Regions from separate parts of the Homo sapiens genome. Here region 1 is linked to region 2. Evidence: chromatin loops called from intact Hi-C (ENCODE). Cell type or tissue: Panc1. All regions are shown on one strand. Each heading gives the region's core, and the rest is flanking DNA. Links, peaks and the distances in the headings are about the cores only.

Evidence for each region. Peaks named below come from ENCODE experiments on the same cell type or tissue, not always from the same donor. Only the 100,000 strongest peaks of a DNase experiment are listed, where the experiment ranks them.
Region 1: it touches region 2 in a loop (3-fold over the local background); 85 of 110 quality-filtered maps call a loop at or near these places.

What each region holds. Positions count from the first base shown.
Region 1 is chr6:12,904,454-12,920,377 of GRCh38, forward strand. The region is part of intron 4 of PHACTR1 (phosphatase and actin regulator 1); the gene reads left to right. Among named protein-coding and RNA genes, the nearest start is that of PHACTR1, 200 kb to the left of the region's middle. In Panc1, for the core only: CTCF peaks have their summits at 7,086 and 7,288; no DNase peak of the experiment used is centred there.
Region 2 is chr6:13,332,902-13,345,172 of GRCh38, forward strand. No RefSeq gene overlaps it. Among named protein-coding and RNA genes, the nearest start is that of TBC1D7-LOC100130357, 10 kb to the left of the region's middle. RefSeq lists a silencer at 5,186-5,295. In Panc1, for the core only: a CTCF peak has its summit at 3,766 (motif pointing right); a DNase peak (open chromatin) is centred at 3,770; H3K27me3 peaks cover 425 bases.

The DNA.
Region 1 (15,924 bases), core at 4,069-12,068, 420 kb before region 2:
AACCCGGGAGGCGGAGGTTGTGGTGAGCTGAGATCTTCCCACTGCACTCCAGCCTGGGCAGCAAGAGCAAAACTCCATCTCAAAAAAAAAAAAAAAAGTGAAGAAAGAACAGAAACTACTCATTACAGTAGTTTACTTGCCGTAAGAATCACATCAAACATTAAACCTTTCCACCTTCATTTTCCTAACACCTCTTTGACTTGGGGAAGGATAAATGACTCTTTACCTGCAGGGTGAACCAGCTACATACCCCGAGGCACTGACCCGGACTCAGTCTAGCACAATCAGAACCCCATCCAACCAGCCTAATATGTCATGTAAAGGGCACGGTCTGACTTCTGAGAGAGGTGGATCTCAATCTCATCGCTGCTGCTTCTTAATCCCTTTGAGCCTCAATTTCTTTTTGTATATAAAGGGAACAATAGTGATTTTGTTGAGATGAGGTATGCAAAGTCCCTGGCATGCAGTGAGCACTCAGCAATAAGTGCTATTTATTGGGCCAGGATTCCAACTAGTTTCATAAAAATAGCAGGAAAGTCCAGTGGAAAGCCCACTTGATGGTAGGGGAGGCTTCTACCCACCAACTAATTCCATGTTTCTCAACCCTGCACTGAACGTCAAAATCACCTGGGGAACTTTTGAAAAATTATGATGCCTGGTCCCAACCCCATGGAGCCTGGCTTAAATGGGGACAAGATAGCTATAGATTTTTAAAGTTTCTCCAGGGGATTCTAATGACCACCCAGGGTGGAAAAGCATGGAGCTAACGGGGTGCAGGACCAGTGTCCTCATAGGAAGTCAAAGGTTTGGTGGTAAACAACCACTGAAGCACATTTTCAAGGTAAGATCCATTGGAATGTATATTCCTGTCCTTAAACTCAAACTAGTTTAAAGTGATGGGTATCTTTTAATAAGACCTTCAGCGCTGGTTCTAGAGCTGCCTGTTCCCATACTATGTGTCTAATCAGCAGCCATATATTCATTTAAGTACAAAATTTGTCGAACACATCCTATATGCTAGGAACTGTGCTATTCTTCTGGGGTCCAGAACTGAGGGTGACACGGTCTTTGCTGTCATTTCCGGTCTAGTGAAGGAGATAGAGGAGAGTGACAGTTCTATGTGACAGACAGCAGGAGAGGGATAACTAAAACAGGCTCAGGAGGGAGAGGGCATGACAGCACATCCAGAGAAGGTGATGACAAGGAATTAACCAGGCAGAGAAGAGAGGTCCAAAGACAGGATTTTGGTGGCTTGAGTGAGGAGTATTTGCCAGTTTCATGTAACAACCATAAATTCATATTGCTTTATATTTAACTTATCAGTTTAAGTCAGTGGGCACCTTTTATACATTTAAGATGATATTAGGATAGTAGGGGCTTAGAATATTCCTACGTGGCAACATCTCATTAATTAAATTTCCTGGGATGTATGTGTGACAGTGTCCCAACATAGCATAGTAAAGAGGTTGAATGAATAACTTTTAGTATTGCTTCTAACTATTTTAAAGTTCTAGAACAGAAGTGGAATGGTTTTGCAAGTTGCCTTTCTCTCACTTTATTTCTGCTTTTCTATTTATGTAATAGACTAATTAAGGCACATTTTGTGTGTCTGTCATTGTCTATATATGAGATAGTCAGATTCATGGAAATGTCACTTGTGGTCTGAGTGTAAAATGAAATCTCTGGTAGTTGGCCTATTGACAGCTCTGGTTTTCACCAGTTAGAATGACTTAAAAATATATTACTTCTTATGCTCAGTGGCATTCGACTATAGAATTACTGCAATCTAGGGATTTGGGAGGGATATCAAAACATTTCAGAATTGATACTTGGCTTACAATACATATAAATTATGTGTTTCTATTTTCTCATTTCCTATGATCATAGAGCTAGAGTGCTCAAGGGGTCAGCCTTTTCTCCCTCCAAAAACCTCATGTTTAAAGATGCTTTCAGAGCTTTCAATGAAAAGTGCTCTTGATAATAAACTAAAATATTTCCTTCTCTCAGATCATCTGTATGTTTTTAGCTTTGAGAACTAAAAAGCACTATTCAATGCAGAGTATGAAATCAGTCAGTATTCTCTCCTTTAAAATCCAAAATTAACTAAAAATAAATAAATACATAAAAGGAGAATTTTTTGGCTCTAGGGATAGTACTAGCTCAGGCAAGGATGAACACAGACCCTTAAGTGTCATCATGACCCTTTCTATGTGTCTCCATCTCTTGGTTCTGTTGTCTTCGTTTTCTAGCAGGATCTTTCTACACAGAGGAAACTGAATACACTTCATGACCTTTGAATGGGAAACCCACTCTCAGTGAAGCTTTCCAGTCCCCCAAAAGAACTCCAATTGGCTCTGGTTGGGTCACGTGTCCACTCTGGATCAATGATTACATTTAGAGAAATTAGGCTTTCTGATTGACACTTGGCTCGACCACTGTGATTGGACAGCACACTTGAAGGATGGACCCATCAGAACCACATGAAGAGGCACAGAGTAGTTCCCTGAGAAAGGAATTGAGGCAGATAAACTAAGAGTTGGCCAATACTGGTAATCATGTTATTATAAGGTTTCTCTATTTCCTCCTTCAAATTTTTAATATTTCCACTAGATAAAAATGAAGATCTAATTTAAAATATTAACTAGATTCTATAGTTGGCATTTCCTCTTTTTAAAGTCCTTTCAGCTACTGACATATTTCCCTTCAATGAACAATTGGCTTTTTCCGTTACATTACAAAATTCTCTTTGGTTAGTCAACTGTCTGGGCAACTCTTAGAAGCTCATATTACTAGTGCATCAGAAAAATAATTATAGTTTAAAGTAGAAATAAGTTAACCAAACCTAATCAGCTTGAGGTTTTTATTTCTCCAGAGAACCAGATAAGGGAAGAAGGAGAGAAGTTTGAAAATCATGAGCAATTTCACTTATGTGCTCTCCACTATATAAGACTTCTATGAATAGTTGCTAGTGTCTTTTATTTCTATGTAGTTATTGCAATTTGAAAGCATTCATTTCCACTCAAGGAGCCTCTAACAAGGTAGAACTACTTGTGGAGGTCATTTTGATCTAAGGTTGGTCCTCAGTTTTGAAGATCTAGAAATTTCATTAATTTTTCCCCAGTACATTCAAACATGATCACTGTCTCCAAATCAGCCTGGTACCAAATTCACAGAAGGAACCTGGACATCTTTCTTGAAGAAGAAGGAGTGGGTACTAATTCAGGATATTAGAAGAGTAGAACCATAGTCTAGGTTGGAGTTTGTGAGGGCCTCTATACACCAGAGGCAAAGGGGTTAAATAAGAGAGATGAGAGTGGAAGGTGTTAAGAAGATAGAATTGGGATGGCTTGGTCACTATTAAAGTTTGTGAGCTTTCAAGAAAGATGTCCAGGTTCCTTCCATGAGTTTTGTTCTACCTTGTTAGAGGCTCCTTGAGGCCTTTTCTTACGATGCAGAGTGGTAGTATAATGGAACATCAATGTCATGTTTTAATTATTATTTCACAATATAAAAAGACAACCTGTGTGTCCATCTATGTGATTCTTGAATAATTCCCACAAAATCTCCAGCTTAGCCTATGTAGCTGTGAGACATTCACCAACTAACTCAAGAGACAGCTTATTCTTTTTTTGAACAGTTGACATTTAGGGATGTTCTTCTTTATATTGATCTAATATCTATCTCACTATGCCTTCCATCCATCAACCAAGAATCGCACCTGGGCCTGGTAGAACAAGCCCAAATCCTTTCTCATAGGACAACCCTTCAAATTCTTCAAGATCGTTATCGAGTTCCCCTTCATCTTTGCTTCTCCAGACCAAACTTTTCCTGTTTTACTTTATGAGTTTATGTAAAGAAAATAAACCGAAATTAAAAATAGAATTGGACAATAATATGGAGACTGCCTATTATAGATGAAGCAGTGAGCTCAGTCCCAGGGATAAATAGGATGGAAAGCTTGGTGGCTGTCCCTAACGCATTCACAGTCTAGTGAAGAAGCCAGTGCATACGTGGAAAGAATAATAAAATGTGCTAAGTGCAGTTGCAGAGATTTAAAAAAAAAAAAGGGTGCTGTGCAAATATGATGGAGGAGACAATTCTGCCTGCAGCAGTCAAGGAATGTCTGGCAAAGGAGGTGAAGTGTGAGCTGAATCTTGAAAGGCAGATAAGAATGGGGCAGGTGACTATGGCATGGAGCTGGGTGGGGAAGTGGGGCCAGCCTCTGTGTGGTCCTCCACAAAGAGGGAGCACAGGCACATGCAAAGGTTAAGAACAGTGTGCTCATGGAACTGCAGGTCAGCCGGGTGCTGGATGCCCAAGCGGTAGGAGGAACAGGAGGAAGGAGATGACCCATGGCAGGCAGGAAGCCGCACATCTCCTTGTAGGTCCTTGTAGGTTTGCTTGACAACATGAGAACCGCTTTCCTGCTAGCCATAAAGAACCACTGGATGATTTTAAGCCTAGAAATGATACCGTCAAATTTCAATTTAGCAAAATGCATCAGGTGGCTGCATAGAGAGAAGAAGATGGCATGAGGAGACGGTGGGGGGAAACAGAAATGATCAGTGCATAGCAGTACTTAGGCAATGGAGGTGGAGAGGCAAGGTGAGGACCCACATTGTCACAGAGGTGAAGTCTCCAGGACTCCTCAGTACTTGAGTGGATGTGAGTGAAACAAATGGTCAGGAAGATTAAAAACAAAATTTTTTTTCTTAAAGACTCCAACTTTTTCAGTCATTTCATGTCATACTCTTGCCCATCTCCCCACCATTTGGTTACATGTTGATGGAAACTAGTGACCCTTCTCCCACAATTTCACTGCAACCTATTCTTCCTTGTGGTGCAGTGATCTTGCAATAATAACGATGTCACTATTTACATTGTGGTGCCGTCTTAAACTGCAATTAATTCACAGTTCCAGGCTATTAGGAACTATTGTCATAACAGCTATGGCTTCCTTTATCTGCAAATGCTGAGTTGTGAGATGTATAATTATATGCGGGAGTAATTGGTTTTAAATTTATTTTTGTAATTACACTAATTGAACATGGATGTGAATTTAAAAATATGAAGGGCATGGCATCGAGCCGGATGCGGTGTCTTCATAAGAGGTAGATGAAAGAAATGATTGTTATGAGTAGGTGAAAACAACCTTGCTCATTTGTAAAAGTGCAGTGTAAATACAATGGCCCATGTATCCCCTCCAGGTTGAATGCCAGTGTAGTACAGTTGCCAAGTGGAGTCTTCATGAGAGTTCATTTGAAACTGGACCAATGCCTAAATCAAGGGGAGAGCATCCTGGCTGCTGCTGTGACTTAAGATCGGCAGCATTCCCTTGGACCTCCCCCATGAATATTTGAAATTTCCCTAGAAGACATGCCCAGTAGCGTCTAAGCTCACCACTCTTGCATACCCAGGGCTTACGATTCCCACTATTCTTCAACTTCTAACAAACAACCATTGGTGATCTCTCCAAGCCCCACATTCGAAGATCCCAGTTGCCTTCAGTATCTGTCCAGCCCTGCCCTGGCAAACTCCGCAGCCTTCGCCTGGTGGTGGCAGTGAGTTCTAGAGAACAGAGCTGCTTAATCTCCCTTGGCTCAGCTCCTTTATATGAGCCCATCTGCTCTTCAATTCTGTGTAGATCAGAGCCAAGTCCAGGCTTTGTATAAAACACTTGGGGCCCCAGACCAGCCAAGAGGGAGGAGTAGGCAGGTTTTCTGCTGCACATCTTCCTAGACGAGCTCTACTGTATAAGCTGATAGACCAAGGATTATATCAGGCCCTTTAGTGTATCTATCAGCAGCAATGTGCCATAACCACTGAAACTCTAATAATGGCCCCCCAGGATGCATTTGTCTCCCACTTGCCAGTTCATGTCTTATAAAACCTTAGGTGTCTAGTGATAGGTGTCCAAGCATAATCGTAGGAGGATACCAGGCCAATGAGAATTGGCAGACTCATGCACTAACAAAATGCATATAGTACTTGTTTTGAAAAATAGGAAAAGAAAATCTGCTTGATCAAATTCTTTTTTTCTCTAGGAAAATGTATTGCTAAGAAAAACAAACAGGCTTTACCAAGTGAAAATAAATACCTTCAACTTTTTCCTCTTTAAGTAAATTAGGAAACAGTAACCAAGGATCCAGTTGCAGCTTTGTTCATCAGCACCATGAGCACGTACATATTATTATTGACAGAAGTCCCCTTTTGTCAGTAATAGCCGCCGTCTACTGGATGCCCACTATGAGCAGGCCATTCTCTAATCTTCCACATAGTCATGAAGATGGGCATTTTCCCATTTTGCAGATGAGAAAACTAAGGTGCAAAGACAGGTTAAGTGGCAAAGCCTGGATCTGAATCAGATCTGGCTGGCTCTGCTGCACTATGGCAGTTCAGCAAGTGAGTCTCTGGGAACCTTAGAGATGGGAAGATGGGACATGTACACATAGAACTGTGGCGCATGGTGTCATGTGGCAGGCATCCCAAGGGTGGCAAAGTGGCATAGGAGCTCAGAGGGAAACACCATTTCTGACTGGCATGAAAGCTCAGTTTGGCTGGCAAAGGGGCTGCATGGAGATGGTGAGGAACAGTCCCCAAGGTGTCCAATCACAACCTCACAAACAGTTTGCAAGCCAATCCCCTACAACACTTAACAAAGCTGTGCAAAACTGGTGCTCAGGAAATCCCTGTTGACTTAGAAGGCTCACTACCTTTCATTTCCTGACTTCCCATGTTGTGGATTCTGCCTAGCCATAGATCTCATGGCCATATGTGATTTCCAAACTCTTTGTAGGTTCGTTTCAATTTTCTGTGTTTCTTCTAGTTTCTGCAGAAATCGACATTGGGGGCTTTGTGTTTCAGAAATCAACATTGGGGTTTTGTGTCTTCCAAAAAAAAAGAAAGAAAGAGAATTAGAATATATATCACACCATATCTTACTTTGGAAAAGAATCCCCAGAGGAAAATACACTTTTAAAAATATTGCATATCCTTTATCTTAGCTGGTGAGAAAGTCTAGCTTTTCTGTGAACTTGCCAGAGAGCTGGTAAGTAAAAACAATTTCTGAATAAAATGCTTGCAATACTGAGGTGTCTGCTAGAGGGCAACATATGTTAAATAATAATGTGGCTGTTTTTCTGCAGGATGGCACAAAGATTATCTAGTTCAAAAGCAAAGTCCAGAGCCTATGATACTCAAATGATTTTTTGTTTAAAAAAAAAATCCAGGGTGACCGCTGGCGTCTCAGCTGAAAACCAGCAGCCTTTGCAGTTTTGCTATCTTTCAGGGGGTTTATAATGGATACATTTATAAGTGCCTTTGTACCCTTTCCAAAGAGCTTTACAAAATAATCTCATTGTCATTTAAAGTAGCTAAGTCTTCTCCACCACCAACTGTGAAATCCTCTCCAGAAAGCTCTATTAACTTTATTACCTGAAAACAAATCAATCAAAGAGGAAGGTGAAAGGAAAATACATCATTTAGGACAGAGAGACATGTGATGAGTGTTGTACCTCAAAGCTGCATTTTATTTATTTATTTGTTTGTTTGTTTATTTATTTGAGACGGAATCTCGCTCTGTCACCCAGGCTGGAGTGCAGTGGTGAGATCTCGGCTCACTGCAACCTCCGCCTCCCAGGTTCAAGTGATTCTCCGGCCTCAGCCTCTCGAGTAGCTGGAATTACAGGCATGCACCACCATGCCTGGCTAATTTTTTTGTATTTTTAATAGAGACGGGATTTTGCCATGTTGGCCAGGCTGGTCTTGAACTCCTGACCTCAGGTGATCCACCCACCTTGTCCTCCCAAAGTGCTGGGATTACAGGCATGAGCCACCGTGCTTGGCCCAAAACAGCATTTAATCTCAAGAGCAGACAAGGGTAGGCCCCCAGGGGACCCTATTTGTAACACTAATCAGAGGGCCTATGTTGGTAATTTTTTCCATTATCTGTGGTGCCCACATCATGTTATCCAAAGAGAGACTCCGTTGTCCAGTTTTGAAAAGGTTTTTCTGGCTGGTAATTTTAGTGCATACCTCTAAAGTGAAGCTATGCTTGGTATAAAAGTAAACATGCAAGGGATGTAGATGTTACTCACGTTGGGCCTGTTTCCCCCATGCCTTCCACTCCCCCACCCTGATAGCATACCTTTGCTGAGGAATAGGTTTGTTTCATCCTCATTTATCTAAGAAATGAAGGTTCTAAAAAATTGGCTTGTAGGCTGGGCGCAATGGCTCATGCCTGTAATCCCATCACTTTGGGAGGCTGAGGCAGGCAGATTGCTTGAGCCCAGGAGTTCGAAATTAGCCAGGGCAATATGGCAAAACCCCATCTCTACTAAAAATACAAAAAATTAGCCAGGTGTGGTGGTGCGTGCCTGTAGCCCCAGCTACTCAAGAGGCTGAGGTGGGAGGATCACCTGAGCCCCAGAGGCCAAGGCTGCAGTGAGCTGAGATTATGCCACTGCACTCCAGCCTGGGCAACTGGAATGAGACCCTGTCTCAAAACAAACAAACAAAAACCTGGCTTTTAAAGCCATCATAAATATATTTTGTAGGAGGGATTTGTCATGCCTGAAAAAGCTTCATACCTGTTCCCCTATCTCCCAGCATGCATACTTTAGCAATATCCGATCAGAAACCAAGTTTCCTACAGAAAAACCCAAGGTAGACATACAACCAAAACATTTTAAATTGTTCCCATCTGATAAAAGCACAAAGGATGATGTCTCCTTGGAAAGAGATCATGCAGAATATGGAACAGCACTGGCTCCAGAGGTCATCAGGTGACTAGCCTGTGAGGCTAGGCTGTCAGGCAAATTGGCCGTGAGCTCTCACTGTGTCCCAAGAGCACTTAAAATGTCAAAACCTTCACTCAAATTTTAGCACACAAAGTCCCACGACCCCGTTGCTGCAAATCCAAAGAGCCATATGACAGTTAGGCACTGGGCAACCTTGAACTTGGTAGGACTGATTAAACGCTAACAGCTTCCATCTGAGACCATGTCTCCCCAGGAAATGTCCGAATGGATAAAACTGTTCTCAAATCATATAGGGGCTCCCAGCTGACTCCAGAGGCCCACCCTGCATGCTCTCTAGTACGAGAGAACTCCTTAGAGGTGGGATGATTTTTCTGGTATCCTTATCAAACTCCAGCTCTGGAGTAGCATAATGCATCGCACATTTATCTCAGCCCCTCTCAAAATCAGAGAGGATCTCAGGGCCTCAAATCCTGAGAGGTCTGATGATTTTTGTGGCCCAGAATCATCAGCAGCTGAGCTGCAAACCTTTGGGCATGTTTCATGATGAAGAAGAGGAAGCGATATCCCAGGTGTTCCTGAATAACAAACACGTCACTGTTCACAAACAGGAGGTGGTCACAGAGGTGACCTGTTTACACCCTACTCATTTTTGACACTTTTGAAGATGTTGTTTCTGGGAACAACCTGAAGCAGACTCTGAAGACACTCAATTCCACTGAGTGGTCTGAGACAACTTCTTTTCTTTTCTTTTTCTTTTTTTGTTTTTTTGTTTTTTGATAAGGAGTCTTGCTGTGTTGCCAGGCTGGAGTGCAGTGGCGCAATTTCAGCTTACTGCTACCTCCGCCTCCCAGATTCAAGCAATTCTCCTGCCTCAGCCTCCCAGGTAGCTGGGATTACAGGCACAAGCCTCCCAGGTAGCTGGGATTACAAGCACATGCCACCATGCCCAGCTAATTTTTGTATTTGTAGTAGAGACGGGGTTTCACCATGTTGGCCAGGATGGTCTCAATCTCTTGACCTTGTGATCTGCCTGCCTCAGCCTCCCAAAGTGCTGGGATTACAGATATGAGCCACTGCTCCCAACAGAGGCAACTTCTTCTTCCAGCTTCTGCTAGGTCTCCTCCTACCTCTGAGTCTGCTCCTTCTCACCTCTTTTGCTGGCTCCTTCACTCTGCCTAGTCCTTAAACTTGGGGAATCCTAAGGATTCCATTCTTGACCTCGCTTAGCTCTGAAACTGTATGTCCGCACTTCACTTCAGCTACTATAGATGCGCTGAAGACATCTGTATCACCAACCTGAGTTCTACATTCTTGCCCTAATCACTTATTTGATTTCTCCGCCTGGAGGTCCTACACACACCTTAAATGTAGCAATTGCAAATATGAATTCATTCTCTTTACCACCAAAAGATTTTCCTCCTTCTCAGTCTCAATAAGGACCACCATCCACTCAGTTGCTCTCTCAGGGGGAGCAATCAGGAGACAGAAATCACACGGTCAACTGAAAAAAAGGAACAATATTAAAAAAAATCATTAAACTATGACAGTGGAGTAACTATAAAGAGGACTCTTAAGGGCAGTCTAGAGCTAAGGAAAAGTAGGCAAGTCAGGACAAATTTGGAACTGGGACCCCTCCTAAGGACTGAGGTTCAGGTCCACTGGAGAAAGTGTCCTTGAAGTCCACTGGATGATGGAGAATTTGGCTGAGTTGTCCACACCAGAGCTGATCAACAGTCACTCGGCAGCAGGAACTGGCCCTCTGTGATGAAGGTGAGCCTAGGTTGATGGGCAGTTCACAAGGGAGTTGGAGCTCAAGTCCTGGAGTATGTCTTGTCTGCATAAAGACGGCTTCAGCAATGTGATGCCAGGGCAAGCCAGAGCAGTGAGGTGACCAAGGGACTGCATATTCTGGGTGTGCAGCTGGGGAGCCTTTGGATGTCCACACACACACACATCTGCACCACCAGAGTGAGAGCAAGAAAATGCAAAACTCAGCATCAAAACCAGGAGGAGCCAGGGGCAGTGGCTCACGCCTGTAATCCCAGCATTTTGGGAGGCCAAGGCAGGTGGATCACTTTGAGCTCAGGAGTTCGAGATTAGCCTGGGCAACATGGCAAAACCCTGTCTCTACTAAAAATACAAAAATCAGTAGGGCAAGGTGATGTGCACCTGTAATCTCAGATACTTGGGAGGCTGAGGCAGGAGAATCGCTTGAACCCAGGAGGCAGAGGTTGCACTGGGCTGAGATCACTCCACTGCACTCCAGCCTGGGTGATAGAGTGAAACTCTCTCTCAAAAAAAAAAAAAAGAAAAAAAAAAAAAACAGGAGGAGAAGTGCCCTTCTTCCTGCAATGTCCCTCCAGTACCCTCCATGGACATAGTAGAAGAGAAATGCTTAGAGTCCAGTTTACTATCACAGAGCAGGTACTAAGAGGTGAATTTGGAGCTGAGCTATAATAAATCTGACCAGCACAGTTGCCCAAACTAAACTCCTTCCTACTCACTCCTCATAGTTAGTTGCCAAATCTTGCTAACAACTTAGCAGATAAATGTCTCTAGAATTGAACCCATCTGCTTCGTCACCCCTACCACCTCTGAGTTAGTTCATCCTCTTCTTTGCTCTCACATGGACTTTGGCCACAGCCTCATGACTGGTTGTCCTGCCACCAGTACATTCTCATTCCAGCCCCATACCTGCATGACTACTAGGTAGCTTCCTAAAATAACAAAATTATCTTTATTATGCCCTTGATTGAAAACCTCTGGTACCTGATCAGCTAGTGCGAGATGTTAATACCAGGCAAAACTGTGCGTGGAGAAAAGGGTAATACATGGGTATCTCTGTAATGCGTGGCAAAAAGGGTAATACATTGGTATCTCTGCCTGCTCAGTTTTCCATAAGCCTAAAACTGCTCCAAAAACTAGTTTATTAACTTAAAACGAAACAAAACCACCCTCCCTCTATGACTTCCCTTTTCCAAACTCCTCATCTTCGCAGCAGGTTACTCACAATCTTCATGTCTGTGCAGCCTCATCTTTCAGTTCCCATCAGACTGAATTTCTCATACAAAACCCTGAATTTCCACAGCTCTACTTCAAACCAACTCACCGCCCTTGTGTGGAATACCCTTCCTTGCTTTTCTCCAGTGGAAAACTTCTATTTGTCCTTCAATTTCCACCTCAGATGTCAATTCTTATTAAAATCTTTCCAGCCAGCTAGTTATTTTTCTCTCTCTGCTCTCATTTTATGTCTTAAGATACAATATTTTAAATGACTTGTTTACACGTCAGGCTTTGTCAGTGTTTATACACTAGAGGGCATGGACTGTTTTTTTTTTTTTTTTTGACAATTTATCCCCAGCACCTAGTACAGAGTAGGCATTCTGTATATGTCTGTTGAATGATGAATGGATGAATGATGAAAAGAGCACCAGCAGCCCATATGACAAATTTATTGCCATGTCTCTGCAGTTGGGAGAGCAACATCATTTAGATGGTCAGGATACCTATCTTGTAGGAGACAAAAATAGATCAAAATTAAAATGCTAGATCTTCCAATATGTGCACCCTTAATATAAAGCATAATGTTGACACTCACTAAATTTTCATTTGCTAACTCAAAATGATTAATAACTAATAAATCTCAGGAGAATTGGATATTTCTGGGCCCGGGCTCTTGAGTAGAATAAATTGTCAAAGTGATGAATGACTAATGTTTTTTTACTTTCAACATATCAGCATTCAAGGATACTGTAGTGCTTCACTCATGCTCACTCAGAAATCCAAACGACTTCTAGTTGAAGGATACTATTACCTTTTTAAGGTTGGTTGTAGCAGAGGTGAGCTGTGATTATAACTGTGGCTTCCAAAGCAAGTGTGCCAGCCTCCAAGTTCAATGCTGCACTTGGATTCTTCACTTAATCTTCATATTGGCTTAATCAATGATGTTTTCCATGGCTGGGGACAGTTTTTCAAGTTGTACACCAGTTTATGTTTTTCAGATCAGCCTCTCTATTATAGTGAGGGTGCTAATAAGTGTTGTTGAGTGAAGTTGTCACAAGACTTGTAGCATAGCCTGGATTTTTCTCTAGCCAGTTAACATCTCAGGATGGCCTTGCTTGGGATGGGGTGGAGCCTAGCTCCAGATCTTCAGTTTAGGTTGACCCTCAACAGGGATCATGCCATCTCGGAAGCATTCATGTTCATGTTGTGCTTGCTCCCTTTGGTCAACCCCAAGTAGAGTCATAAATGACAAGCAGGCCAGGCGCAGTGGCTCACACCTATAATCCCAGTGCTTTGGGAGTCTGAGGTGGGAGGATTACTTGAAGCCAGGAGTTTGAGACAAGCCTGGGCAACAAAATGAGGCCCTGTCTGTAAACAAGTTAAAAATAAAAATTAGCCAGGTGGCATCATGAGCCTATCGTCCCAGCTATTCAGGAGACAGAGGTAGGAGGTTTGCTTGAGCCCAGGAGTTTGAGATTACAGTGAATTACGACTGTGCCACTACACTCCAGCCTGGGCAACAGCAAGACCCCATCCATAACTAAATAAAAATGAACAAATGAACAAACAAAGGAAAAGCAGCTCAAACCGAGAGGTGAATATCGCCCCTCATGTCAATACTGACTCTCACTGAGTTGTACTCAGGAACTCAGAACTCGGGAATTTAGGGTGACTGGAAATTCAGGCACCACTATTCTGATTGTGCACTAAACACAGAATGCAATTCGTGTTCAATGGTAACTAAAAAGAACCACAAAAATGCTATCCTGCCTTCTATGATGTGGAGCTTTGGCACCATTCATAGTGATATGAAACAGATACAATGACAACAGGAATGGCGTGTCACTCTTAGCTTTCATCCTGTGCTCTCCCATGCTGTGTTATTCCCAGGCAAACAAAAGCATTGCACCATGGATCACCTTTATAAGTCATTCCAGGTAACCATCCCTATAAAGAGCCACAAATATATTTCCACCAGACAGGACTTGCCTTAGGTTGAAGGCTGGCTATTTGGCCCACTCGCAAATCTCCTTGACACTTTCCTCCTCATCTAGGAATCATCAGAGTTCTGGGGAAACACTAGGCTGACATTTTAAAATTTCCATTACTCTTTTTGAACAGTCTAGAGTTAATTTTTATGCTGTAGCCAATGTAATCACACACACATATCCGTATACTTCAAATTGCAAACACAATTTTGTTTTATACTTAATTGCATCTCTACCTAGTGAAAGGACTTGAGCACACATTGGCAGCGCATTTATAATCGTGTTTGTTGACATTACTTCTGTTGTCGTACATAAAATTAGCCATGTGTTGTGAGAGATGCCATCGTTATCATTGTTTCATTAGCATGTAGAGGTTGTCTGTTCGTATTTTTAAACATTCATTAATTTGATGTGATGTCATTCTGAGCATAAAACAATGTGTTATATGTCATAGGTGATTAAGCTCCCTAAATCTTGCCTCATCATATAAAATCACTAGCCAGTGCCTAAAACCATTGCGACACATTATAAATCTAAAGATAGAATCAAAAAGCACAATCCCAGCCAGACCCCTAGAAGTGGACCAGGTGTCTATTGGTGAAAGAGACCATTTGAATATAATTTGCACTCAAATGGAAACAACCATTCGTTCAGATCACCTGAGCTTTAACTTTGACCTTTTAGTGGTAGTCCAGGAACAAGAAAAAGTTGCGAAATTTCTTTGATTTTTAAAATGCAGTTGTTTTATAGGGCTCACCACTGGCTTTGTAAAGACTTTTTATTTTTAATTTTTTTTGAAATAGAGATGGAGACGGAGTTTTGCCATGTTGCCCAGGCTGGTCTCGAACTCCTGAGCTCAAGTGATCCACTTGCCTCAGCCTCCCAAAGTCCTGGGATTACAGGCATGAGCTACTGCATGCACCCAGCCTGTAAAGACTTTTTTTATTTTTATTTTTTGAGATGGAGTCTCACTCTATTGCCCAGGCTGGAGTGCAATGGTGCAATCTTGGCTCACTGCAACCTCTGACTCCCAGGTTCAAGTGATTCTCCTGCCTCAGCCTCCCGAGTAGCTGGGACTACAGGCACGCACCACCATGTCCAGCTAATTTTTGTAGTTTTAGTAGAGACGGGGTTTCACCATGTTGGCCAGGCTAGTCTCAAACTCCTGATCGCGTGATCTGCCTGCCTCGGCCTCCCAAAGTGCTGGGAGTACAGGCATGAGCCACCGTGCCCGGCCTATAAAGACTTTTAAGGAAAAAAAGAAACACAATCACATTGGATGTGCACACTGGTACTAAGATCCTACAGGATCCCTGCAATCTAGAAGTTGTGTTTCAGAATCAAGGAAATATGATCAATATTTTACCCAAGTGCCTTCCAAAACTTAGAATTAACTTTCTCATGCAAAAGGTTCTGGAGAGTTTTTCCACTGTGATGCTTCCCATGACTTTGGGCTCTGGTACACTTGGCATTCCTCACTGCAATCTAATTCCAAAGTCAAGTTAAGCCATCATTTTATGTGTAGAGAGTTAAATATGTATTATGCCTGTAGTTAGTGTTTTTATCCCTGCTGGACCCTGATCTTAAGGAGAGAGAGAGCCCTACATCTTTTGCGTCTTTTGTTTTTATTCCCGGAATCCAGCACTGTGCCTAGGACTCTAGGAGCCCTGGAGTACAATGGAAAGAGCACTGGTTTTATTGTCATAGGGGCCTAAATTCAATTCACACACATTACTGCTTGTGTAACATTGACAAAATCACTTTTTGACCTCAGTCTATATTAGTTTTTTCATCTTCAAAACATTGTAATATCTACCTTGGAGGATAATTATCAAAAAGAGACAGAGAAACTAATATGTAAATATTTTGCCTGAAATACATTATTTGCTCAAGAAATATTGGTATGATTATTGCTGTTGTTACTGTTAACAGATAAATATCTGCTCAAATTTGCTGAAAGTTTCCAAATAAACTTAACGGATGGTGAACAAAGAGAGGAGAGATCAAGAGAATAACTAAACTTGTTTTTGTCCTGCCTCCAATTTACCTGACAATGAGTACAGTGAAGCATAAAGTGTTTTAGACTCATAAACCTGTGAAAATTTCCAATAAATTGTAGAAGGCTTAAAATCCACATGGATGGAACATTTCGTACCGTTAGCATTGTGAAACTT
Region 2 (12,271 bases), core at 194-8,193:
TAACAAATAATGATTCCGTTAACCACTGATACTTGTCTGACCTCGGCCCTGTCTTCTCTTTTGCATGAATCTTTGATAGTTCTAGTGTCAAAACAGTAGGTACAGTCAGCGGGGTAGAAAAGCAAACTCTATTTTCAGTGAAACTAGAAAATAATATGTCAAGTAGGTGGAGAAGTTTCCAAAAGCAGTGGAAACCAAGCAGGGCACGTGTAGGAAAAGGCAGAGAACGAGAGAGAGGTCCAAAGCTACAGATCTCAGAAATAGCCAGCAAAACACACACTTCTCAAAGGTGAGGGGTTTACCTTGAGAAGCAATATGTATTTCTGTTGTGTGCCATCTTGGGAATAGAACAACCAGGCTGGTGACAAGGGCATCTCACAACCAAGTTAGATTCTGTGATGCAAAAAACAGGTCACTCTTCTAAAGATAACAATGATCAAATCTGGACGAAATATAAAAAACAAGTACTTGCAGGTGTTTTAGTGTAACCGAGAGCAGGTGGATTCTTGTGGGGTGTTGAGCTTTGGAAGAATGGAACAGCACCAGGTAAGCTTCCCATTTTCAAAGCCACTGGTGGGCTCACCCCTTGGCCCTGGGGGTGTGGTGGTTGTTTGCAGGGGCTGTGCCTGAAGCATGGGCCTGCGGTCTGGGGTACCTGTACACATGCACAGGAACTCCCAATCATGGAGGTGGAGGCAAGAGGAGAAGGAGGGCGATGGAACTGGTAGAAAGTGAACAGTTTCCGTATTCCCTTCTCTTCTGTATTGTGGAACGGTATGTATAGATTGGTATTGTCTCTTCCTTGAATGTTTGGTAGAATACACCAATGAAACTATCTGGGTCTAGAGTTTTCTTTGTGAGAAGGTTTTAAACTTTACATGCAATTTCTTCAATAGATAGAGGCTATTCAGGAGATCTGTTTCTTCTTTATTAAGATTTGGTAGTTTAGGGCTGGGCGCGGTGGCTCACGCTTGTAATCCTAGCATTTTGGGAGGCCGAGGTTGTTGGATCACTTGAGATCAGGAGTTCGAGACCAGCCTGGCCAACATGGTGAAACCCCGTCTATACTAAAAATTTAAAAAGTTAGCCAGGCATGGTGGCAGTTGCCTGTAATCCCAGCTACTCAGGAGGCTGAGGTGGGAGAATTGCTTGAACCCGGGAGACGGAGGTTGCAGTGAGCTGAGATGGCACCATTGCCCTCCAGCCTGGGCGACGAGAGCAAAACTCCATCTCAAAAAAAAAAAAAAAAAAAAAAAGATTTGGTAGTTTAGGTCTCTGAAGAAATGTTTCTATTTCATTTAAGTTTTTAAAAGTATTACATTAAATTCAGGAACACAATACATTGTTATTAACTTTAGTCACCATTATGGACAATAGAACTCTTAAACTTATTCCTGCTGTCTAAAATTTTTTACCCTTTGACCAACATCTCTCTAACACCTACCCACCCCAGCCCCTAATAACCTCCATTCTGCTCACTGCTTCTATTAGTTCAATGTTTTGAGATTCCACATATAAATGAGATCATGCAATATTTCTCTTTCTGGGCCTGGCTTATTTCACTCAACATAATAAGTCCTCCAGGTTTATCCATGTTACTGCAAATGGCAGGATTTCCTTCTTTTTAAAGGCTGTACATATATGTACCACATTTTCTTTACCCATGAATATACCCATGATTGGGATATTTCTCACACTGTGAGCTTAGGAAAACTTCATTCCTAAACAGTGGTTGGGATTGTGCCTCCACCAACTGACAGTAGATGTTTATCCATTAATCTCTTGCTGTACACTTGAGTTGTTTCATGCATTGGCTATTGTAATTAATGCTGCAATGGAGATAGGAGTGCAGACAGCTCTTCAGCATACTGGTTTCCATTTCTGTGGATATATACCCAGTAGTGGATTGCTGGGTCATATGATAGTAGAAAAAATTTTAAGAAGAAATATGCCCAAGTAACAATGCATTTGATAAGCGCAACCCAGGTAAGACACAAGAAATGTCATAGAAGTTAAGGTACTCCCTGGAGTGTTTAGAGAAGGCACTATATAGGAAATAGCATTTGAGCTGTGCAGTGAATAATTTTTATAGAAAAGAGTGCCTTTTCAACACAAGAAAGAGCAATCACTAAAACGCAAAGGCAGGAAATGACAATGTGTATGTGGATGATGGGAGCCAGCCTGGCAGCTGTGTTGGGGTCATGAGAGATAAGGCTTGGAGCTGGCAGGGTGGGTTGCAGGAGGCCCAAGGAGCGTGGGCCAAGCATGGGCTGTGGAGAGATGACTCAGAGCAGAGAGAGCCTTTGAACAATGGATTTCCATGACCTGTAAAAGGGAGAGGCTTGGAGGCAGGAGTGCCTCTCTCGAGGTGCTAAAAGCTTTTGCAGAGGGTGGGAGGGGTTGGTTTGAGCCACTGAGAGGACTTGAAAAAAGAGAGGTCACAGCTACTGGGGGCCTTAAGTCTCTGGGAAACTGGGGTACAGAAAACCAAAATGAGAAAGTCAGAGAAGAGTAGCTTTGAGAATTGGCCATGCCGGGCGCGGTGGCTCATGCCTGTTATCCCAGCACTTTGGGAGGCCAAGGCGGGCGGATCACAAGGTCAGGAGATCGAGACCATCCCGGCTAAAATGGTGAAACCCTGTTTCTACTAAAAATACAAAAAATTAGCCGGGCGTGGTGGCGGGTGCCTGTAGTCCCAGCTACTTGGGAGTCTGAGGCAGGAGAATGGTGTGAACCTGGGAGGCGGAGCTTGCAGTGAGCAGAGATCGCGCCACTGCATTCCAGCCTGGGCGACAGAGCGAGACTCCGTCTCAAAAAAAAAAAAAAAAAAAGGAGAGAATTGGCCATGTTCAGAAGCCTGCTTGAGGTAACATAGAGCAACGTTTGATGTCCAGGCATAGTGGCTCATCCCAGCATGCTTTGGGAGGCCAAGGTGGGAGGATCACTTGAAGCCAGGAGTTTGAGATCAGCCTGAACAACAGAGACTCTGTCTCTACAAAAAATAAAAAATTTAGCTGGGTATGGTGGTTGGTTACATGGCTGTAGTCCCAGCTGCTTGGGAGGCTGAGGCAGGAGGATTGCTTGAGCCCAGGAGTTCCAGGTTACAGTGAGCTATGCTTGTGCCACTAACACTTCAGCCTGGGTGACAAAACAAGACTGTCTGTAAAATAATAATAGAATTTTTTTTAAAGGAAAATAAAAAATATTCCATGAAAATGTCCAGAAATAGTTATAGATTATAAAAATGCAGTGCTATTATGTTAAAGTCACTGTGAAAAATGAATTCTGGGATATTCAATGAAATCCTAAACAAAGTCCATACAGGTTGAGCACCCCTAATCTGAAAATTGGAAATCTGAAATGCTACAAAATCCAAAACTTTTTGAGCACTGACATGATGTCACCAGTGGAAAATATTACACCTGACCTCATGCAATGGGTTGCAGTCAAAACATAGCCAAAACTTTGTTTCATGCACAAAATTATTTAAAATATTATATAAAATTACCTTCAGGCTATGTGGACAAGGTGTATATGAAACATAAATGAATTTCATGTTTAGACTTGGGTCTCATCCCCAAGATAACTCACTGTGTATACACAAATAATCCAAAATCTTAAAAAATCCCAAATCCAAGACACACTTTGTCGCAAGCATTTTAGATACGGGATACTCAACCTATATTGCTAATTCCCCCCAGATGAGGTTAGATTTTGCTGGTCTTGTGGCAGAAACTCGGCTTGGTGTAATTCTCAATGGCAGCAGCAGAGGGCAGCAGCAGTAGACGGTTGGGATACTCCTCACACCGAGTTAAGGGAAACTTCATTCCTTTATGAGGTTTGGGATTCTGCCTCCACCCACTGACGGTAGATGTTTCCAGATGCTGGGGAAGAGACGACTGGCCCTGGCTTGCCAAGTAAACCGCAGTTTCATCTACACCTTCCAGATGGAAATACTGAGCAAAGCAACAGGGATCGCCTTATTCCACGAAGCAAAAAGAATAATAATAGGCCTAGCACGGTGGCTCACGCCTGTAATCCTAGCACTTTGGGAGGCCGAGGCGGGCGGATTGTCTGAGGTCAGGAGTTCGAGATCAACCTGGGCAACACGGTGAAACCCCGTCTCTACTAAAAATGCAAAAAATTCGCCGGGCATAGCGGCGTATGCCTGTAGTCCCAGCTGCTCAGGAGGCTGAGGCAGGAGAATTGCTTGAACCCAGGAGGCGGAGGTTGCAGTGAGCTGACATGGTGCCACTGCACTCCAGCCTGGGTGACAGAGCGAGACTTGTCTCCAGAAAAAAAAAAAAGAAGAAGAATTAAAGGCATTGAGTGCCTATTCTTCTAAGAGCTGCATGCATATTATGCCATTTAATTGTCTTAAGAATCTGGCATTATTATTACCATCCACATTTTATTGTAAATGAGTTTAAGTGGAAGCAACTTATAAATGGTTGCTATCTGGCTCCTGAGTCCATTGGTTTAATTAACCCTTCCACTGTATTACCTGTCTACAAAGTTTTGTTATTCGAGTGTGTATACGTGCACACATGCTCTCTGGTGCACAGAGAGTTTTTGTTAGCTTATTTAGATTTTGGGGAAAGGTGAAGAATTTATGCGTGTTTTCATCTCTTCTTTTTTTTTTTTTTTTTGAGACAGATCCTCGCTCTGTCGCCCAGGCTGGATTGCAATGGTGCAATCTTGGCTGACTGCAACCTCTGCCTCCCAGGTTCAAGTTATTCTCCTGTCTCAGCCTCCTGAGTAGCTGGGATTACAGCTGCCCGCCACCATGCCCAGCTAATTTTTGTATTTTTAGTAGAGACAGAGTTTCACCATGTTGGCCAGGCTTGTCTTGAACTCCTGACCTCAGGTGATCCACCCGCCTCAGCCTCCCAAAGTGCTGGGATTACAGTCACGAGCCACTGCACCCAGTCTTCATCTCTTCTTTTAAACCAAAACACTGTAAGGCGTGAACAACATACTTTGCTGGAGCAGTGCTCTTTCAAGTGCGGTCCCCTCTCTGGTGCTGTCCATGAGCTGTTGGTCAGGGGCCTGTGAGATAAGTACAGAAATCGAGAGCATTTAGATACTTTGATAGCAGTTTGACAGATTCATTTTATGTCTGTTGAATCTCATTATGAGCTTGTATTTTATATGTCTTTTTCATTTGGTTTTTCTAGTAACTTGTGGCTAGTTCCTTGCCCACAGGATTGCTCAAGAAGCACTGCAGTTGAGTTTATAACACACATGTAAAAGTCTAGAGGATTTTAGATAGTTCCTTTCACAGGGGAAACGAAACCCAGCACAATTATTAAGACATGGAGGGTTGCTCCTCTAAATCCTCCAACAGCTTCACTGATTGTCAAGATTAAAATACAATAAAGAGGGAGAAAGTGGCAGAGAGGGAGGAATGGGAGAAGAGGAACTTGAGGAGGGACAGTCTTGACAACTCTCGCGGGAGGACTTGGGCTACGTCACTGCGATGAGTACAGGAAAAGCACAAAATTAAAAAGAAGCAAATGGAATAAGGAATACTTTTTCTAAAAGAAAACCAAAACAAAACCCTGCTCTTAGATATGACTGCTGCACCTTTTGCATACACATTTGATACAGCAAATGATCCTGAAGTCCCTGTACTAGGCCAGGCTTCCACATTGATTTATTCCATTCACTCATACAAATCAATACTTGATTTTCAACAAGCTGCAAGTCAGAAGTCGCCATTGAGGGTGGGGTGAGGTGGCTCACACCTGTAATCCCAGCATTTGGGAAGCCAAGGCAGGCAGATTACTTGAGCTCAGGAGTTCAAGACCAGCCTGGGCAACATAGAGAAACCCAGTCTCTACAAAAAATACAAAAAATTGCCTGGGCATGGTGGCGCACACCTGTGGTCCCAGCTATTCAGGAGGCTGAGATGGGAGGATTGCTTGAGCCCAGGAGGCCAAGGCTGCAATAAGCTGTGGTTGTGCCATTGCACTCCAACTTGGGCAACAGAGTGACACCCTGTCTCAAAGAAACAAAAAAAAGTCACAATTTAGGAATAAGAAGAAAAAAAGTTCTTTTAGGAGAAGTAGCATGTCTTAGGGAAAAACAAAAATCAAAACAATAAAGGAACTTGTCACGGCAAATGAAAAATTTTAAAATGGGAGGGAGAGTTTGTTAGAGTGAAGGAGTCAGGGGAAGCAGCATTGTTTGTTCATGTGCAGGCGCGCGCTTTCTCTGAAGATATAAACTGAAAAATGACTGGCTCGGTTTTGACTCTGGAGTACTTCCTTAGTGCACAGAGATAAAGGAGATGTCCAACTATATAATATGATTTGCCAGGCAGTCTTACCCAGTTGCCCCAAATCTTTCTTCCCTGCCCCTCCTCTGTATTTAATACCATTTCCTTGGCTTAAGGCTCTCTCCACTATTAAAAAGCCAAAGGAAGGAGTAATACATTCAACCAAATGGATCATTTGGTATGAGTTTACCAGATCCTCTCCAGAGAGCTTGATTTGATAAGAAGGATAGAGGGGACTGGAGGGGGCTCTGGACATTCCTTCTTCAGCAAACATTTGAGTCCCTACATGCCAAGCACTGGGAACTCACGCCCCCACCCTCAAGGAGCTTGTGATCTACTGAAAGAGACGTGAGTGAATCCAGAAAACCATGCGGAGATCCAGCGCTTTTGTGTGCACAGTAGGTGGTTACATAAGGGTTAGAGAAGAATGCATTCAGACTGTGAGAGGTAGTAGAATATGAGAAAGAATTAACTCGCTAATGCATACATGGGGGATTTCAGAGCAATGGGAAGCCATTGCTCAGATAATGCCAGGAGGTGGTACAACTGGAATAAAAATAGGAACCTGAGACCCTGCACACCAGCCAGTCTTGGGGGTGTGGACACGAAGCCCGGGATGATGTCAGGCTGTTCTGATTTGGTTCCCATTGGAGCCTATTAAGACTGATTAAGGACTGTTCACTTTGGAAAATCACATTTTGACTTCTATCCCTTCACAATTCAGCTCAAAACCAATGCTTAATTCAAGTTCAAGTCAGACTTAGCTCCCTCCAAATTAGTCATTGTCATTTTCATGACATAAAACTGCATTTTGGCAACAGGGCACAGACACATTCCACCTCCTCAATGTGCTAGTTAAGCAAAATACTAACTTCTCAATGCCTCATTTGTCTTTTCTGTAGAATGGGCATATTGGCACTACTTGCCTCACAAGGTTATCATGAGGATTAAAATAAATAAACCCATAAAGCACCTATGATTACTTTGATTGCTAATCCACGGCCGATGGTTTGATGACCTGAGGGGCTGTTGGGGTGGGAAGGCCTCTTCTCTCACTGCGCATAAGAAGGGCTGGGATGAGAGGGTTGAAGGGAAGAAGTAGCATGTGAACACCTGAATGGGTCTGCAGAGAGAGCTTGGAGCCACTGACAGAGGGACGGAACAAAGGTGCTCCCAGATCAGAAGCAGGCACTTGAGAAGAGGCTTCAGTAGAAGCACAAGCTTTTAACAGGAAGAGAAAGCAAATTTCTTCAGGCGTATAGGAAGCTGGCAGGAGGTGTGGCCACGGAACACCGTCCTCTGTTGAGGATGCAGAGCTAGATCTTCAATATTCACCTAATGTTTCTCGAGCTCCCACTATGTTCCAGGGGCTTTTCTAAGTGCTTGGGTATGTCCAAATGCATACATAAAACATCCCTACCCTATGGAGGATAGGGATATATAGTCTAGTGGGGCAAACAGGCAACAGACAATGGATATAATAAATAAGGACATTTATTTTTCAGAAAGAAAAGAGTTGACAAGGGAAATGCTGATTGGGTATTTGGGGGTGAGGTTGCATGTCTATTTATTTCAGGAATGACAAGGGGACCAGTATTGAACTGGAGCCACAAAAGGACAGAGTAGACGTGTGGTGGCAGAAGGGTTACAGGGTGGGAGAGAGAAGTTAGATCACTTTGGTCACTGTGAGCACTTTGGCCTTTTCTTTAAGTGAAATGTGGAGTTTTAAGCAGAGAATTGATATAATATGACTCATATTTTCAAAGAACTGCATTTGTTACTATGTTGAAAATAGATGTCAGGGCACATGGGAAGAAACAGAGACAGAGAGGTATTCCTGCAATTCAAGCAAGGGATCATGACGATGACCAGGACCAGGGGGACAGCAGTGGGTGGAGTGACAAGTAGTGGGATTATAGATATATGTTTAAGGTAGAGCCAATAGGCGTTCCCCACAATTTACAGGTGGGGTGTGAGAGAAGATGGGAGTCAACTGTGACCTCTTTTATCGAACCTAAGCAGCCAGAAGAACGGGGAAAGGTGTACATAGAGCAGGCATGGACTTGGTGCTTCTGAGATTATAAGACATCCAGTAGAAATGTCAAGTAGATGGCTGGTCCCAACTCTGGAGTACACCAGTTATCAATTAACTGCCTCTCACCTCCAGATCCACCTTTCATTATCTGGTCTGTGGAAATGGAGCTGGGCCATGTAAATATCTTGACTTTGCCCTCTGGAATGATGTGAAAGTTTCTCAGCAGAGTGCACTGGAGGGATGCTGCAGGAGGAAAGGCTTCTCTTCCCAATCCTGGTGAATGCTTCGTGGCAGGCCCCTACAGTGTGCATAGTGTGTGCAGCACCCAAGTCCTACAGTGAGCTGCAGCCACTACCTGGCAGCTGGCAGCATAAGACACCTCTTATGGTTGGCTTCCCTCCATACCTTTGCAGCAAGTTCCGAAGCACAGCACCAATCAGCAGACTTTGCAGCAAGTTCCAAGGTGTAGCACCAACCAACAGGCAGCTCCCCCAGCACCAGAGAGGGCCGATTCTCAGTAACATCAGTGTAGCAGCTCAGCAAACCTTTCCACCTTCCCATGAGCCACAGCTGCACCCTTTCCAATAAGGTCTGGATTTCAGCCCTAGAGTATGAGTGGAGGTCCTCCTCTTCCAGATTTGTTCTCTTCTTGAACACTCTATCTCAGCCTTATAGATGGCAGAAGCTCCCTTTATCTATTTATGTATCCTTTGGCATTTTCTTTACCGATTGCTAGCCCATCATCCATTACTCCAGTCCCCCATTATAATTATATTAAACTGTTCCTGTGCAAACTACTCTGTGGCTTTTGCCTCCTGAGTGGACCCTGGCTGATATCTGGGGTTCAGCAGAGAGCTTCAGACAGAATGTATATCCTTGGGAGCTGTCAGCAAATAAAGGCGTGTGGAGCCATGAGATTACTAATGGAGTGGACAGATGGAGGAGGAGAAAAAATAGACGCCAACATTAAAAGATCAGGGAGAAAATGAGGAATTTGCATAAATGACAGGGAAGGGGCCACCGTAAGGTAGGAGGAAAATCAAGAGATTTTTCTGGCAACCAAGTTTAAAAAGTGTATCAGGGAGGGAGTGATCCACCATGTCAAAGTTTGCTGATATATCAAGTAAAAGTTCTGAGAGATGACAATGGGACGTCATTGTGACCTTGACAAGATCAGTGAGGAAGAAGACCGATGGAGATGTTTTTAAGAGAGAATGGAAAGGGAAGAATTGAGACAGAGACCTTCAGAAATTCTTTTGAGAAGTTTTGTTGCAAAGAAAAGCAAATAAATGGGTAGTAGCTGGGTATGGGGGGCATTAGGAGGTAGTGCCAAGAGGAAGAAGCAGCACGTTTCTGAGATTATGAAAATGGTCTGGTAGCGAAGGAATAATTGCTGATTTGGCAAGAAGGGGGAGAAATGCTGGAGCCTCATTTTTGAATAGAGGATGGTTGGCCTAGAGTCAGGAGTGCAAGTGAAGGGATGATACACAGGGCCTTCGAGGTCTCCCCAAGGGCCAGATTGAAACAACCAAAGAAAAAGTTGGGCTTATCCATAGGTGGAGACAGCCTAGACAAAGGGAAGTGTGACTTGGGAATGGAGCAGAATTGCCAGGAAGCCATGCCCTCCAAGCCAACTACAGCTACTGACCAGGCAGCTTAGCCAAGGAGAGCATGCCCTGTGAGTGCCCGTCTTCATGCTTTGGTGAACAGGGAGAGAATGAGACCTAGAGAATGAAGACTTGGAGAATGAGTACGGACTCCAGAACAGATCACTGGGATTGAATTGCAACTCTGCTCTCACAAGCTCTATGACAAAGGATAAAAACAATACAAAACAAAACAAAAACTTAATTTCTTTCTATTTCACTTATAAAGAATGATCTTGATAATTATTATACATGCACCACAGGCCGTTGTGAGGATTAAATGAGTTAAGTATCTAAAACATGTACAACAGTAGCTGACACTATATAAATAATGAGCACTAGATCATACCAGTTAGTATTTTTAATGTTGCTTTTCCCTTAGTTTTAGTTTCCTTTTTCTTTGTTTTTTGTTTGTTTGTTTTTTGTTTTTTTTTTTGAGATGGAGTCTTGCTCTTGTCGCTCAGGCTGGAGTGCAGTGGTGCGATCTTGGCTCACTGCAACCTCTGCTTCCCGGGTTCAAGCGATTCTCCTGCCTCAGCCTCCTGACTAGCTGGGATTACAGGTTTGCACCAAGATACTCGGCTAATTTTTGTATTTTTAGGAGAGATGGGGTTTCATCATGTTGGCCAGGCTGATCTCGAACTCCTGACCTCAAGTGATCCACCCGCCTTGGCCTCCGAAAGTGCTGGGATTACAGGCGTGAGCCACTGCACCCGGCCTAGTTTCCTTTTTCAAAAATGTCTTATTTGAATTAAAAAAAAAATTTTTGTAAGAGGGATATATCCATTTCTATTCTAGGATTGCTGAAGTTGGGTCTTTAGGGAGTGATCTAAATGGAAAGTCAAGTATGGTAGCAACTGAGAACGTGGAAGTTTAGGTCAAAGTGGCCCAGAGTGGGGAAACCTCTCATGGGTATAATAGGGTGACATGGTTTGGATCTGTGTCCCCACCCAAATCTCATATCGAATTGTAACCCGCAGTGTTGGAGGTGGGGGCCTGGTGGGAGGTGACTAGATCATGGGGGCAGTTTCTCATGAATGGGTTACACCATCCCCTCGATGCTGTTCTCATGATAGTGAGTGAGTGAATTATCGTGAGATCTGGCTGTTTAAAAGTGTGTAGCACTTCCCCACTCCCTCTCTTCCTCCTACCCCAGGCTTCTGAGGTGCCTCGCTCCCCCTTTGCCTTCCTCATGGTTGAAGGCTTCCTGAGGCCTCCCCAGAAGCAGATGCCTGTATGCCTCCTGTACAGCCTGCAGAACCGTGAGCCAAGTCAGCCTCTTTTCTCAGCCTCCCCTGCAGGTCGTCGTGACCACGAGACTAAGTCTTGGTCAAAGGATGGGAAAGGGATGTTTTATGTGAAACTTTGGGGTCATACTCTTCAAGGGAAGGGACACTCCCTTCTTTTTCCTGATGGCTAGAATACAATCACAGGGGTGAGCCATTCAGAACCATCCAGACAAAGATGACTCCATAGGAAAAATGGGACAACCAGATAGGTAAGTCCAACCCCCGGCAGCTCGTCAGAACAGCCGCCATTCTAGCTTCTCCTGCTGCATGAAGGAGAAGGAGACCTGTATCTTGATTACGTTTCTATTACTTTGAGACTCTGTTTTATGCAACCAAACTTATATCCAAAAAAAATTGATTTCCATAAAAATATCCCTGCAGGACCACTTATTTGAATGCCATGAAACCCCTAGAACAGAGATGTGAGCAGATGTAAACGTGCCAATCTTACGTTCATAGGAAAGTGCAGCTGCAGAGGGCAGAGAGCCCAGCTCTTTGCCAATTAAGAAAAACAGACTTCATGAGAGGCCCTGCTGCCCCAATCCTGGGCACCTTTGGCCTTCTGGTCCTGTTACGTTCATTCTTGATCTTATCCTCCTCTCCCTTCTTCATTGAGAAACGTATACTTTCTTCGTTGTTCTACTCAAGCCTAAACCATCTTGCCACCATCCCACCTTCAGAATGCCTGCAACACAATCTAGTTCCTCAGTTCTTTGTTTGTTTGTTTGTTTGAGACGGAGTCTCACTCTGTTGACAGCCTGGAGTGCAGTGATACAATCTCAGCTCACCGCAACCTCCGCCTCTTGGGTTCAAGTGATTCTCCTGTCTCAGCCTCCCTAGTAGCTGGGACTACAGGTGTGTGTCACCACGCCCAGCTAATTTTTTGTATTTTTAGTAGAGACAGGGTTTCACCATGTTGGCCAGGATGGTCTCGATCGCTTGACCTCGTGATCCGCCCACCTCAGCCTCCCAAAGTGCTGGGATTACAGGCATGAGCCACCGCACCCAGCCATTCCTCAGT